2 separate regions of the Homo sapiens genome follow, and region 1 is linked to region 2. The links are chromatin loops, found by intact Hi-C in ENCODE. Cell type or tissue: A673. All regions are shown on one strand. Links, peaks and the distances in the headings refer to the core of each region. The heading gives the core; the rest is flanking DNA.

Region 1 (6,732 bases), core at 999-5,998, 540 kb after region 2:
AGAGGCTGAGGTAGGAGAATTGCTTTAACCCGGGAAGCGGAGGTGGCAGTGAGGGGAGATCGCACCACTACACTACACTCCAGCCTGGGAGATAGAGCGAGACTCCATCTCAAAAAAAAAAAAAAAAAAAAAAAAAATCTGCTGGGGTCCATGGGTGGGCTTCAGAGGGTCTGTGAACCCTGCACCACAAAATGCAAAATCTATGTGGGAGTTATATTTACAGAGGAGTAGATCCCTCAGAGTTTCATCAGATGTTCAGAGGTAGGCAGAGCTAAAAACGCTACAAACTACTGCTTCTCTCAATCCTCCCCTTCAGCGGAAACTATTCTAACATCTCTCCTTCTCCAACCAACAGCCTTTGCTCCTTCCTGTTGTGGCCCCTCTTGCTAAAATGGCTGGTCATTGTCACCATCCTACTTCCTCCCTCCTCAAAATCCTGCCATCGCCACCATCCCCCTAAAACTCCCTTCCCAGGGTAACTGTTGGCCTTCTAAGATCCACCTATTTTTCTTAGCATCTTTCCAGCATCAGCCCCTGTTTGCAACTGCACTGAATCCCTGATCCCTTTGGCTTCTGTAATCCGTGATGTTGCCCTTCCAGACCACTGCCAGGCAAGCACTCCTTGCATCTCTCCTGGGCTCAGTCCTCTTCCTGCCCCACTCATATGGCATGGTGTTCCCAGGCCACCCCTCCAGCCCCTCTAGACTGAGGGTACTTGTGTTTAACACCCGCTTGGAATTCTTCTTGATGACTCAGACCCATGTAGGCAACTACCTCCTGGATTTCACAGAGATCCCTGAAATTCAACATTCAAGAACAAACTCAGTCATTTCCTACCCCATCTCATGCAGCTGAAATAACTATAAACCTAGTTGCCACCGCAGGAAACTTTCTCCTGAACTTCTCCCTCCATCCCTGATATCCTACAGGACCACACATTCTGAGGCTTGGAGATTTCCTGCTGAGTGGAGGTGACTGGAGAGAGGAAAAGTCTATCAGGGCAATCCTGAGGTCAAGGTGCCCTTGGAGAAGCAATGTTTTGGAGGGAACTCTGTATTGGAGTGGAGGTTCCGCAATGCACAAGGAACATAAAAGGGTGTGAGGGGAGGGGTTGTTTAGGTCACAGGAAGGACATGAAAGCTGTGGGTCCAAGAAGACTTGCCCTTTAAGTGGTGGTGGTGATGAGTTGGGCCAAGGGCAGACTGGGATGTGGAGAAGGATGTAGATGGGATAAAATGAAGTCCAGGGTCAAAGTGGAATGTGGGTGCAAGGTGTCTGTAGTGCTGCCACGGTGGTATTGCTCCTCCCCCAACAATTCCCAACCCCTGGTTTCCTGCCAAAGTCTAAATCTCAGTGGGTGAGCTAGTAGGGGGATGAGAAAATGACACTTGTCAAGGGATGCAATCCCATAATAGCACAGCAACCACCAGAGCTTAAAGAAGGGCCCTTTGGGACAGAGCGAAGACAGAAGGCAGTCGCAGGGGAGGAATGACAGGAACAGGATAGAGTTTCTTGATCTATAGCAGTTAATATCTGTTGAAGAAGGTCTTCCTTTATGACTGCATTGATCAAATGATGATGAGATAATGGCTACTGTGATAAAAAATCAAAGGAGAAGACTTCTTTATGTAGCACTTGCTTAGGCTCAGTGTAGCTTTAAGCTCTAATAACTTCAGAGAGATAAATGCCATAAATAAACAAAAACAGTATTTGAAATTATATTTCTTTTTTTTTTAACATTGATTTGGTTCTGTGAATTTTAAAAAACAAGTCTTTAAATTTTTTTCAGCCCCTCTGACTGAGCATAGCAAATATTGACTGAAACAAAAAGAACTCTTTTTTATTTTTTGAGGTGGATTTTCGCTCTTGTCACTCAGGCTGAAGTTCAATGGCACGAACTTGGCTCACTGCAACTTCTGCCTCCCGGGCTCAAGCTATTCTCCTGTCTCAGTCTCCCAAGTAGTTGGCATTACAGGCACGTGCCACCACACCCGGCAATTTGTGTGTGTGTGTGTGTGTGTTTTTAATAGAGATGGGGTTTCACCATGTCGGTCAGGCTGGTCTCAAACTCCTGACCTCAGGTGACCCACCCACCTCAGCCTCCCAAAGTGCTGGGATTACAGGCGTGGGCCTCTGTGCCCAGCGTGAAACAAAAATTAAAATGAAAGATTTATAAATGCACAAAACGAAAGATTTTTAGAAAAGGGTAATACTTCAACTTTCAAATGATGTGTTTTTGTTAAGTGTATAGCATGGGTGCTTCTGAAATTATTAAAAATCAAAATTACACTCAAGCTTTGGGAAGACTTTTTATTTAAAAAAAAATCATAATATTCAATCTTCATAGTAGCTCCCTAAAGGTAGGTATTACTATAACCCTCTTTTACAGACAAAAATCCAGAGTTTGAGTGAGGTTAGGAGACCTGCCAAAGTTGCTTAGGGAGGGATTCTGGAGCTGAGTTACCGCCTCTTGTGACCAAAATGTAATGTAGCCTAACGAGAGATTTGGGAATGATGCCTCCAGCTCATGGGCTGGCCAAGTAGTTGCCTTATAAAATAGTGAGGAGTCTTCCTGACAGAACACGTGTGGACAGAATGCAAACTAGAGGAAAGTAGCAAGTTGGCCTGGGGGAAGATTATCTCACAGAGGACCCCTCCAGGGTGCAGCCAGAGACAGTGGTGGGCCAGGATGGGAGGGGACTGAGCTGGGTTGTTTATCTTTGTCCATATGGGCTGCTGGTGATGTTTACATAGACTGCATGGAGCTCTTTGGGTCAGCTTTAACTGGGGGTATGCAGACTAGATGGGGAAGAACGAAGGGAGGGTACAAAGAAACCCGAAGGGAGATCTGGGCATTGCAGGAGCACAAATGGATGAGAAATGTGAGACCGGGTGAGATGCAAGCTATGCGTAGCTGCTCAAATATTAATCAACAATATATTTTAATGACATCAAACACCAGTGAGCATTTGAAGAAACATGAAGGGCTTTGGATACTTGAATAATGGCATTGTCACTTTGAGATTTTATGGTCTCATCTTTGGCAAGAGCTACAGCAAAACCCTAAGCAAATAGTCAGGGTGCTGGGCGTGAGCTTTGGAATGTGAGTCAGCAGCGGCTCAACAGGTCCCTCATAATAACAAAGCATCTGCCTCTCCCAAAGTCACCTGGTTTCTTAGGATCATAGCACATCTGCAAAGCCCACAGCTAAATGGCCTCTTCTGTCGGTACAGGGTCAGGCCTGGGCTCAGAGAGCCCCATGGAGCTCTGCTCATACATTAGCTGCTGTGTGACCTTGGGCTCAGGACAGAACCACTGGAACTCAGTTTTGAAATCTGTAAAGTGGGATGGCTCTAGGTTCATGGTAAATGTCAAGGAGGTACGAGTGATAGAGCCCACACAGGCCCAGGCACCTGGTGAGCTGGGGTAAAGCAGCTCTAGAACATTATTACCGTGCCCAGCTATTGCTCATCTTGGCCACCTGCGGCTGCGGCTCAAGAAGAACAGCGAGGCATCCAGCCACACAGTTCACCGTAGGTGGGCTGGCCTGTAGCCCAGGTCTCAGAGAGTCAGACCAGTTGTTTTTCCCTCAGCTGTAAGCAGAATTCTCCCAGAAGGACCAGCCAGCCCTGGGTTGAGCAGAGGAGACTTGGCTTATTCCTTGTACGATCTGGGAGGATTACTCCTCATCCTAGGAAGATAAAAAAGGCATGAAATGCCTTTACTAGACTATTTACTAGACTCAGGGTATAGTAAAGCTGTTAACATCGAGATGAACAGAAACAAGAGTTAGGCGGCTGCCTTCTAAAGCTGACCCAAGACAGCAAGCGTGGCCACAGGTAATTAAAAGAAAGAAATACATCGCCCTTTACACACCCACAGTGTTCAGAGGGCTTTTATCAGCAATGCTTTTGTCCTCCAAGAAGAGGCCCTAAGGAGAGGCTAAGAACTGTAAGTAAGTTCATCACACAGAGTCACTAGGCCCCTCAGTGGCCACTGTGAGATAAGCAAGCCAAGACTTGCTGTGCCTAACTCCCAGGGCCTCATCTGTGCTCTACAGAGCTACCTCTATGGCGATTATCAGGTCAGAGAGACACAAAGACCCCAGCCCAGGGCACCTGAAGGCCATTTCCAGTCTAACCTTCCTGATAGGAGAAAGTCAGTGAGCAGCACACCTGGGAGGAAAGGAATGGCAGGTCAGGGAGGCTCGTGGCTTCTGGCCTCCATTTCCACATCAGAAAGCCTGAGGTAGCAATGATCGCTGCCTAATAGGCAGGGCCGACATGGACAGTTGCTCAAGCAGTGCACTGCACCTGTCCTCCTGGAGGTGCCACATGTGCCAGGCACCCCTGGAGCTGAACAGTGTTTGACCTGTCAAACAGTGGTTCGACCAATCTCAGTAAGAATCTCATGAGATTTTGTTAAACCACTTTGGAAAAAGTCAAAAACTATGCAACGATTAGCCATCATCACAATAGTTACCAAAAAAAAAGTTTTACAATTACCCTCTCTACACTGACCATCTCTTTGTGGGGCCTTAACCTCTGTAGCACTTTCTCTACTGTCCAACTGGCAATAGCAACAAGAAAAAACACACACGATATTTAAACACAAATATTAATCACTGCCCCCCAAGACTCTTCTGTTATAATTCAGTATTTCTCAAATTTCCATGTATATGTGAATCATCTGAATTTTTTTTAATGGGATTCTGATGAAGAGAGGTAGATTTAGGAAGTAAAAGAGGGGTGCTGAGATGCTGCATTTCTGACAGGTGCCATGGGCCTTGCTATGGTGAGGCTGTTGCTGCTGCTCTGTGGACCACACTTGGAGAAGAAAGCCTGTGACTCCCGCAGCACCTAATGTTAGCATAAGGGATGTTTGTTTTTCCTTGGTTTTTTGAGGACCAGTAGAAATGAAGGGCCAACAAACTAAAGCCTGCAGCCCAAATCCAGCCTGCTGCCTCACTTAGTAAATAAAATTTTATCAGAACACAGCCACACCTACTATTTACATATTGTCTCTGGCTGTTTTGTTGCTGTCATAACGGGGTCGAGTGGTTGTGACAGAGACTGTGTTGCCTACAAAGCTGGAGATATTTACTACCTAGTCCTTTAAGAAGAGGCTAGATGACCAAGCAGTTAAGGTGAGACCAACTTGTATTGAGTGGGGGTAGGAGTCAGAGGGAGAGAGACAGGAAAGAGAAACACATTGAATCTGAAATCAAACACACTTCATCAAACACACTTCATCACATGGTGCTTTCAACCTCAACACCCTGCCAACTGACTTTCAGCTTGGCTATCAGGGAGGCTTCATTTCTGAGGAGAGTTCATTGGTTTATTTGTTTGTTTTAATTTGTATAGATTTAGAGGGTAAAACTGCAGTTTCTTACATGGATATATTGAATAGTGTGAGGTCTGGGCTTTTAGTGTAGCAATCACCCAAATAGTGTACATTGTATCTATTAAGTAATTTCTCATCCCTTATTCCCATCCCACCCTTCTGAGTCTCCAATGTGCATTATTCCACAATGTATGTTCCTGTGTACACATTGTTTAAAGTGAAAACATGTAGTATTTGATTTCCTAAGTTATTTCACTTAAGACAGTGGTCTCCAGGTCCATCTCTGTTATTGCAAAATACATGATTTTATTCTTTTATGGCTGAATAGTGTTTCATTTTGTGTGTGTGTGTGTGTGTACCACATTTTCTTTATCCAATCATCTGTTGATGGACACTTAGACTGATTTCACATCTTTGCTATTGTGAATAGTGCTGTGATAAACATGAGTGCAAGTATCTTTTTAATATAATGATTTCTTTTCCTTTGGGTAGACACCCAGTAGTGGAGTTGCTGAATCAAACGATAGTTCTATGTTTAGCTCTTTGAGAAATCTCGATACCGTTTTCCATAGAGTTTTACTAATTGTGCTAATTTACATTTCCACCAACAATGTATAAGCGTTTCCTTTTCTCTGCATCTTCACCAACATTTGTTATTCTTTGACTTCTTAATACTAGCCATTCTGACTGATTTAAGATGGTATCTCACTGTGTTTTAATTTGCTTTTCCCTGATTATTAGTGATATCGAGCATTTTTTCATATGCTTGTTGGTGACTTGTATGTCTTCTTTTGAATAAAGGTCTGTTCCTGTCTTTTGCCCACTTTTTAATGAGGTTATTTGTGTTTTGTTGTTGAGTTGTTTAAGTTCCTTGTAGATTCTGGAGAGCTTATTTTTGTTAGTCATCTTTGCAGAGAGATGGTAGATTAGACCTCCTTAGGTTTCTCTGTTGGCAGAAAAAACAGATATATTCCAGAAAGCCATGTAGAGTCCATCTTGGCCTCCAATATAGAGATGTGTCATAATTGGCAGAAGCCAGCATCTTCGCAGGTAACATGATAGGATTCAGATTATTCAGTCCAAGATGTTCTGAGAAATGCAGCTGGCCCAAGCTGAGTCCAGACATGTGGCCAAGAAGTCCCTCAGAGATCCAGTTCATTCTGACACCTGGCTACCAAGTGAAGGATCCAATGTTAAGAAGTTGGCCATCAATAACTACAAAAACCACTTGTGGTTATTTCAGTATTCCTAAAATACGTGGGTTTTTTTGTTTGTTGGTTTTTTTTTTGACCCTGTAGGCTCCCAGAGCCAGGCTATAAGTTAAAGGTCATCCACTCTGCTCCCACCATGCTCCCAACTATCAACAACAGTTGCCTCAACCATGGT
Region 2 (6,732 bases), core at 650-5,649:
CACATGTCAGCTGACATTAGCTGGACTTTGACCTCTCCTCTCTGTTCAGCATTTATCGAATCACAACAGTTGTTTTTATAGACCATCCCTTTAGTAATGGGTGCATCAGCCGATTTTAAAAAGTAAGTTAAAAACTGCTTGATAAGTTTCCACTGACACTACACACCTGAATCAGATGGAACCTAGTGTATAGCAGCAGTCAATAACCCTTTGCACAACCCAGCAAGTTAGGATTCTACTCAAGAGAACAGGAAACATGTTCACACAAAAACACACACCAGAATGTTCATAGCAGCCTTATTTATAATAGCCAAAATCTGGAAACAACACAAATACCCATCAACTGGTGAGCAGATAAACAAAAGAAACAACATAAATACCCATCAGCTGGTGAGTAGATAAAGAAAACAGGGTGTATCCATACCATGGAATATTGTTCAGCAATAAAAGGGGAAGAAATACTGATGTTTGCTACATCACGAATGAACTTCAAAAACATATGCTGAAAGCCAAATGAAAAACAACATATTGTATGATTTTCATTTATATGAAATGGCCATTTATATGAACTGGAAAGGCAAACTTATAGAAACATAAAGCCGTGGTTGCCCAGGGCTGAGGATTTGAACAGGAATTGACTGCAAATAGAACTTGAGGGAATTCTGTTGGGCAATCAAAATGCTCTAAAACTAGATAGTTGTGATGATTGCACAAATCTATAAATTTACTAAAATCATTGAATTGTAACCAAGAAAGAAAAAAAAATCCTTTCATATCTTTATTCCCAGAATATCTGTGACCTGCAGCTAATCCACAAGAGGAAACTTGGCAAAGCAGTTTCAGAGAAAAATATGTTAAAAAAAGATTTTTAGTTCTTATGGAAAGATAACCATATTTCTATTCAGCAAGTTCTATTTTGGCTGCTGCTTTGGAGAACCTTATAAGTTTTAAAGAAAGTTAATTCCCCCCTTTCACTCTTCTAAGTGATTAATTCCTGGGAACTAGAGTTAGGCATTCCAGTTCGTGACATTTTAAACACACCTACTCATAGACACAGTACAAAGTGCACATTTCAGAGGGGATTTTTTTATGACTGTGTTAGGATCTGTCTTAGAAATCCTTATCAAGCACTTGGGTGGAGTATTGTGTGATTACAGTTTAGATTTAAAAAAGTAAAAGAATAGAAAAAAAAAAAAAAAAGAACCCACTGACAGCTTAAATCGAAAGATTCAGTTCAGCCAGCCAGCCAGAAGTTTGGGTGTTTATCTTAACTTGCCTCACCTTTCCTTCACCTTGTTCTTCTTCAAGGGAGGAAGCCAGCCTTCACGGTTGCTCTGGAGCCAGGATTAAACAGCCCCTTCTGCTTCCTGCGGGTTCCAATCCAGAGAGATATGAGGCCCAAATGGGCCTTTTCTTGTCTTTGTCCTTGCCTGCACGAGGCTGTTAATTTCCTGTCAGTTCCTTCATCAAAGGTACCAGGCTGTCATTCCTTTGATGCGCCTCTCCTCAGACTCTGAAGATAGCCAGACCCTGCTGAGTCAGTTCCTTGTTTAGACTTAGAAGTTCCAGGCTCCCCAGGTCTTCTCAAAGCTTCCTGCTCTAGAGGCATCCTTTGGTAAATGGTGTAAAGAGTGATGCAAGATCCAAGCGGGGCGTTAGTTTCATCACATTGCAGTGGGCTCCAACCACGCCTTCCCCAGGCAGAGGAGGAAGTTAAGAAAGATGGAATGGGAATACCATTTCTGAATCAGACACTTCAGGAAGATATTCCCACAGCTGGATCTTTAGAGCAAGGTGGGAGGACCACAGGCCTTTGATCTGTCTGATTCCTGGCTCTGCCACTCCTTAGCGCCATAACTTTGGCTAAAGACTTTATCTCCTTGAGATATGCTTTCCAAATCTATACAATGGGCATTACTATCTGTGCCTAGATTGTGGTGGGGATTCAACATGCTCACATACCTAGAGCCAAAAGCACTAAGCTTGGAGCATAGGCTTCATAAGTGAAAGTTATTAATTACTATTATTAATTATGAGGCCTGATTATTATCACATTTTAAATGACCTGAGCAAGAAAAGAGACATGCTACAATTGTGAATTATAATAATTATAGAGATTAATCTTATCTTAGAACTGGTTATAAAACTGGCCAAGAATATTATGGCAGTTCAAAATTTCTGACACTGTAAATTGTCTAAATAAGGCTTGATTGAGGTCAGGTAGAATGAGATGTGCCAGGCTTGGGGGCTGAGGCTCTGAGTTCATATCTTAGATCCGCCACAAATTCATTGAGTCACCTTGGGAAAGTCATTTCCTTTCTCTGAGCCTCAGTTTCCCTAACTGCAAATAAGAGCTTACCTGAAATGAGCTCTGAAGAAGGTTTTTTCCAGAGTTTAAATCCTGGGCTTTTTAAGTGCTACTCATCATTTCATGTATTGAGACATCACATTGTACCCTATAAATATGTCCAATTTCTATGTATTGATTTGAAAAAATCAGAACATCTCAGAGATGCAATTCTCCTTTCCAACACTAGGAGCAATCAGCCAATCATCTCAGGCTAAGGTCTGACTCCAGGCAGCCCGTCTCTCAAACATACCCTTTTCAACTCTATCAATAACATCTGTCTTTCTCCTTCACTTAAAGTTCCCCAAGGGCAGGGGTGACACTTTTCTGGTTTATTTATGCATCCCTAACATCTAGCATGGTGCCTAACATGACATAAAGCATAGACATACAATATGCATTTTTGAATGAATTAATGTATTTGGGTGAATTAAAACCAATATATTGATCAAATATCATCATAATAATACTATGTTGCGAATGATCCTAGCACTCCTCACTTAGAAGAGCACGCATTTACTATCATAGATCTATGATTTAGCTGGGGTTGCCTGGTCTAAACTAGGCTGGGCTTGGGCGACTCAGCTTGGTTTTCTGCATGTCTCATCCTCCGCCTGGGACTCTCCTGGACATAATCTCATGGTGATAAAAACTGCAGAAGAGGTGAAGCAGAAATATGCATGACCCCTTGAGGCCTAGGCTCAGGACTGGAAGCTATCTCTTCTACTTTAATCTGTTGGCCAAAGCGGCATGATCAGATGGAAAGTTAAGGAGTGGAGAAATATGATCTGCTTTTATAGGGGGAGAAACTTTAGTTGCCTGACAAACAGTAGGGTTACAGGAAGGGGTGAAGTGTTGGGCCACTAATGCAGTATCACACAGGCAGAAACAGGTTTTCATCATCATTTACTCCAGACCATCTTGGATCTTCAGGTCCCCTAGGTTATATCCTATAGTCATTGTGACTACACAAACACACACACACACACACACACACACACACACACACACACACTATAGTGCCCTATATATTCTCTCTCCCTCTCTCTCTTTCTCTCTATATGTATATACATGTATATATCCATAACATAGAACAATATACAATGAGGAAGCAATCATGGCTTAAGACCCAGAAGTAAAATGACTGTCAAACAGAACACAATGGCTTTTCTGGAATACCCTCTCTCTCTCTCTCTCCACATATATATATTATATAGTTATTTTATATATTATATAGTATACTCTCTCTAGTATATATATACTCTCCCTAGTATAATATATGATATTATATATTATATAGTATATATAATTATTTTATATATTATATAGTATACTCTTTATATATATCTCTCTCCACATATATATATGTAGAGAGACAGAATATATATATATAGAATACTATATAATGTATAAAATAATTAAATATTATATATTTATATATATATAAAATAATTACATATTATATATAAATATAAAATAATTACATATTATATATTTATATATAATATATAAAATAATTACATATTATATATTTATATATAATATATAAAATAATTACATATTATATATTTATATATAATAAATAAAATGATTACATCTTATATATTTATATAATATATAAAATAATTACATCTTATATATTTATATAATATATAAAATAATTACATATTATATATTTACATATAACATATAAAATAATTACATATTACATATTTAAATATCATATATAAAATAATTATATATTACATATTTATATATAATATATAAAATAATTACATATTAAATATTTATATATAATATGTAAAATAATTACATATTACATATTTATATATAATATGTAAAATAATTACATATTACATATTTATATATATGTAAAATAATTACATATTACATATTTATATATAATATGTAAAATAATTACATATTACATATTTATATATAATATGTAAAATAATTACATATTACATATTTATATATAATATGTAAAATAATTACATATTACATATTTATATATAATATGTAAAATAATTACATATTACATATTTATATATAATATGTAAAATAATTACATATTACATATTATATATAATATGTAAAATAATTATATATTACATATTATATATAATATGTAAAATAATTACATATTACATATTTATATATAATATGTAAAAGAATTACATATTACATATTTATATATAATATGTAAAATAATTACATATTACATATTTATATATAATATGTAAAATAATTACATATTTATATATAATATGTAAAATAATTACATATTACATATTTATATATAATATATAAAATAATTACATATTACATATTTATATACAATATATAAAATAATTATATATTACACATTCTTATACAATATATAAAATAATTAGATATTACATATTCTTATACAATATATAAAATAGATATATATTCTTATACAATATATAAAATTAGATATTATATGTTCTTATACAATATATAAAATAATTAGATATTATATATTCTTATGCAATATATAAAATAATTAGATATTATATATTCTTATACAATATATAAACTAATTAGATATTATATATTCTTATGCAATATATAAAATTAGATATTACATATATTTTATATAATATATAAAATAATTATACATTACATATTTTTATATAATATATAAAATAATTATTACATATTTTATATATAATATAATTGTATATGTTATATAATTATACTATATATAATTCTATATATAATTATATTATATATAATTCTATATATAATTATATATAACTATATAATTATATATAATATGTAATATAATATATTATATATGATAATATATTTTATATATATATAATTTTATATATGGTGACCTATATAATATATGAAACCTATATAGTATACAGACGTGTTTAGCTACAGTTTCTGGCTCATAACTGGCATAGCCCTTGTTATAATGTTGTGGCTTTTTAGGCCTAAGAATCAGGCCTCAGAAAACAGTGTCTCTCCCTCTAACCTTCCCCTGTCTCCTTTCATCTGCCCAAGGCTGGACTCTAATCTGACTATGGGTCATAAGACCCTCATACCAGAGGGAGTCCTGACCCATACCCAGGAGAAAGGAATACTGCATAGAAAAGCCAAGAAGAATCTGGACAGGCCTTACTGGGTTTAGATCATAACCTTTCAGTCAAATCACATCTCTATATGGTTGTCAATCATGCGTATCCAATGAGGTCTCAATAAAAGGTCCAAGAGGACAGAATTTGGGGATCTTCCAGATAGGTGAACTTGTGGAGGTTCCTGAAGCATGGGACACCTGGGAGGGACATAGAAGCTCTGTACCCTGTTTCCCATACCTCACCTTATGCATCTCTTCATCTGTATCCCTAGTAATATCCTTTATAACAAATCAGAAAATTTAAGTAAATTTTGCCCCTTGATCACTCAAGCTTTCTTGCTTTTCAGACAAGTTTCCAGGTTCGAGACCTTTGCACTTGCTCTTCCTATTGTCTGGAATACCCTTTCCCTGTTCATTCCTATGGCTTGCTTCTTCATTTTGCCTGTTTAAAGGTGATGTCCCAGGGTGTCTCATGAACAGAAACACCCACTCGGCACTCCAATCCCCTTCCGATCATCTTCAGCCTATCCCTGTAAACTGTGTTATTCTCGTTCATAACACATACACTTGAAATTGTATTGTATGTTTTTATTTACTTATTTTTTGGTTGCCTCACCCGAGTAGAATACAAGCCTCAAGAGAGCAAAGCATAAGATCTCTCTCATACCTTCCTGGATCTCAAGCATCTAACACAGTACCAGGCATTTGGTGGGCACTCAGTAAATATTTATGGATTGAATACATGAAGAATAAATGCATTAATAATGCTAAGTGAATGAATGACTCCCAAAACCAGAAGCAGATGGATCCTCTGCTTGAATCTAAACATGATGCAAGTGTTCCTGTTTACAAAGTGAACTTAGTGATGCCAATTATTCACAATACAAAAATAATTCTTCAGTTTACCAAAGATTTCACTTGGAAGCTAGTTAAAATAACTCGTTCCTTTAGTGCTTTAAAAAATACAATCCAATTTACAAAATGATGGTATATGGGCAACTTTTCTAGACTATATGAATTTCCTAAAAACGAAGTATTCAGCTTTGCCTAATGACAATTCTGCTTCTGATCTCTGATTCCAGTTTGTTTGCTGTATGGACTAAGAGATTGGCTTATTAAAACACCTCACCGAAGGCTATTTCAATGTTCTTATGTGTGGACATTTACATCTTTTATAAACTTGCGAATAGGTGCATTTACATGTGTTGGCTCTCCAGGAGAACCACGGCAAATGTATTCAAGATTCATACTGGCTTGCTTTGCAAATAGTCTACAA

Evidence for each region. A loop is a pair of places that touch in the nucleus more often than their neighbours do. Peaks named below come from ENCODE experiments on the same cell type or tissue, not always from the same donor. Only the 100,000 strongest peaks of a DNase experiment are listed, where the experiment ranks them.
Region 1: it touches region 2 in a loop (2.4-fold over the local background); 5 of 110 quality-filtered maps call a loop at or near these places.

Annotation. Positions count from the first base shown.
Region 1 is chr16:65,663,234-65,669,965 of GRCh38, forward strand. No RefSeq gene overlaps it. Among named protein-coding and RNA genes, the nearest start is that of LINC00922, 90 kb to the left of the region's middle. In A673, for the core only: a CTCF peak has its summit at 3,997; DNase peaks (open chromatin) are centred at 1,398 and 3,968; H3K27ac peaks cover 1,471 bases.
Region 2 is chr16:65,124,489-65,131,220 of GRCh38, forward strand. No RefSeq gene overlaps it. Among named protein-coding and RNA genes, the nearest start is that of CDH11, 5.8 kb to the left of the region's middle. In A673, for the core only: CTCF peaks have their summits at 2,531 and 2,730; a DNase peak (open chromatin) is centred at 1,593; H3K4me3 peaks cover 1,014 bases; H3K27ac peaks cover 1,437 bases.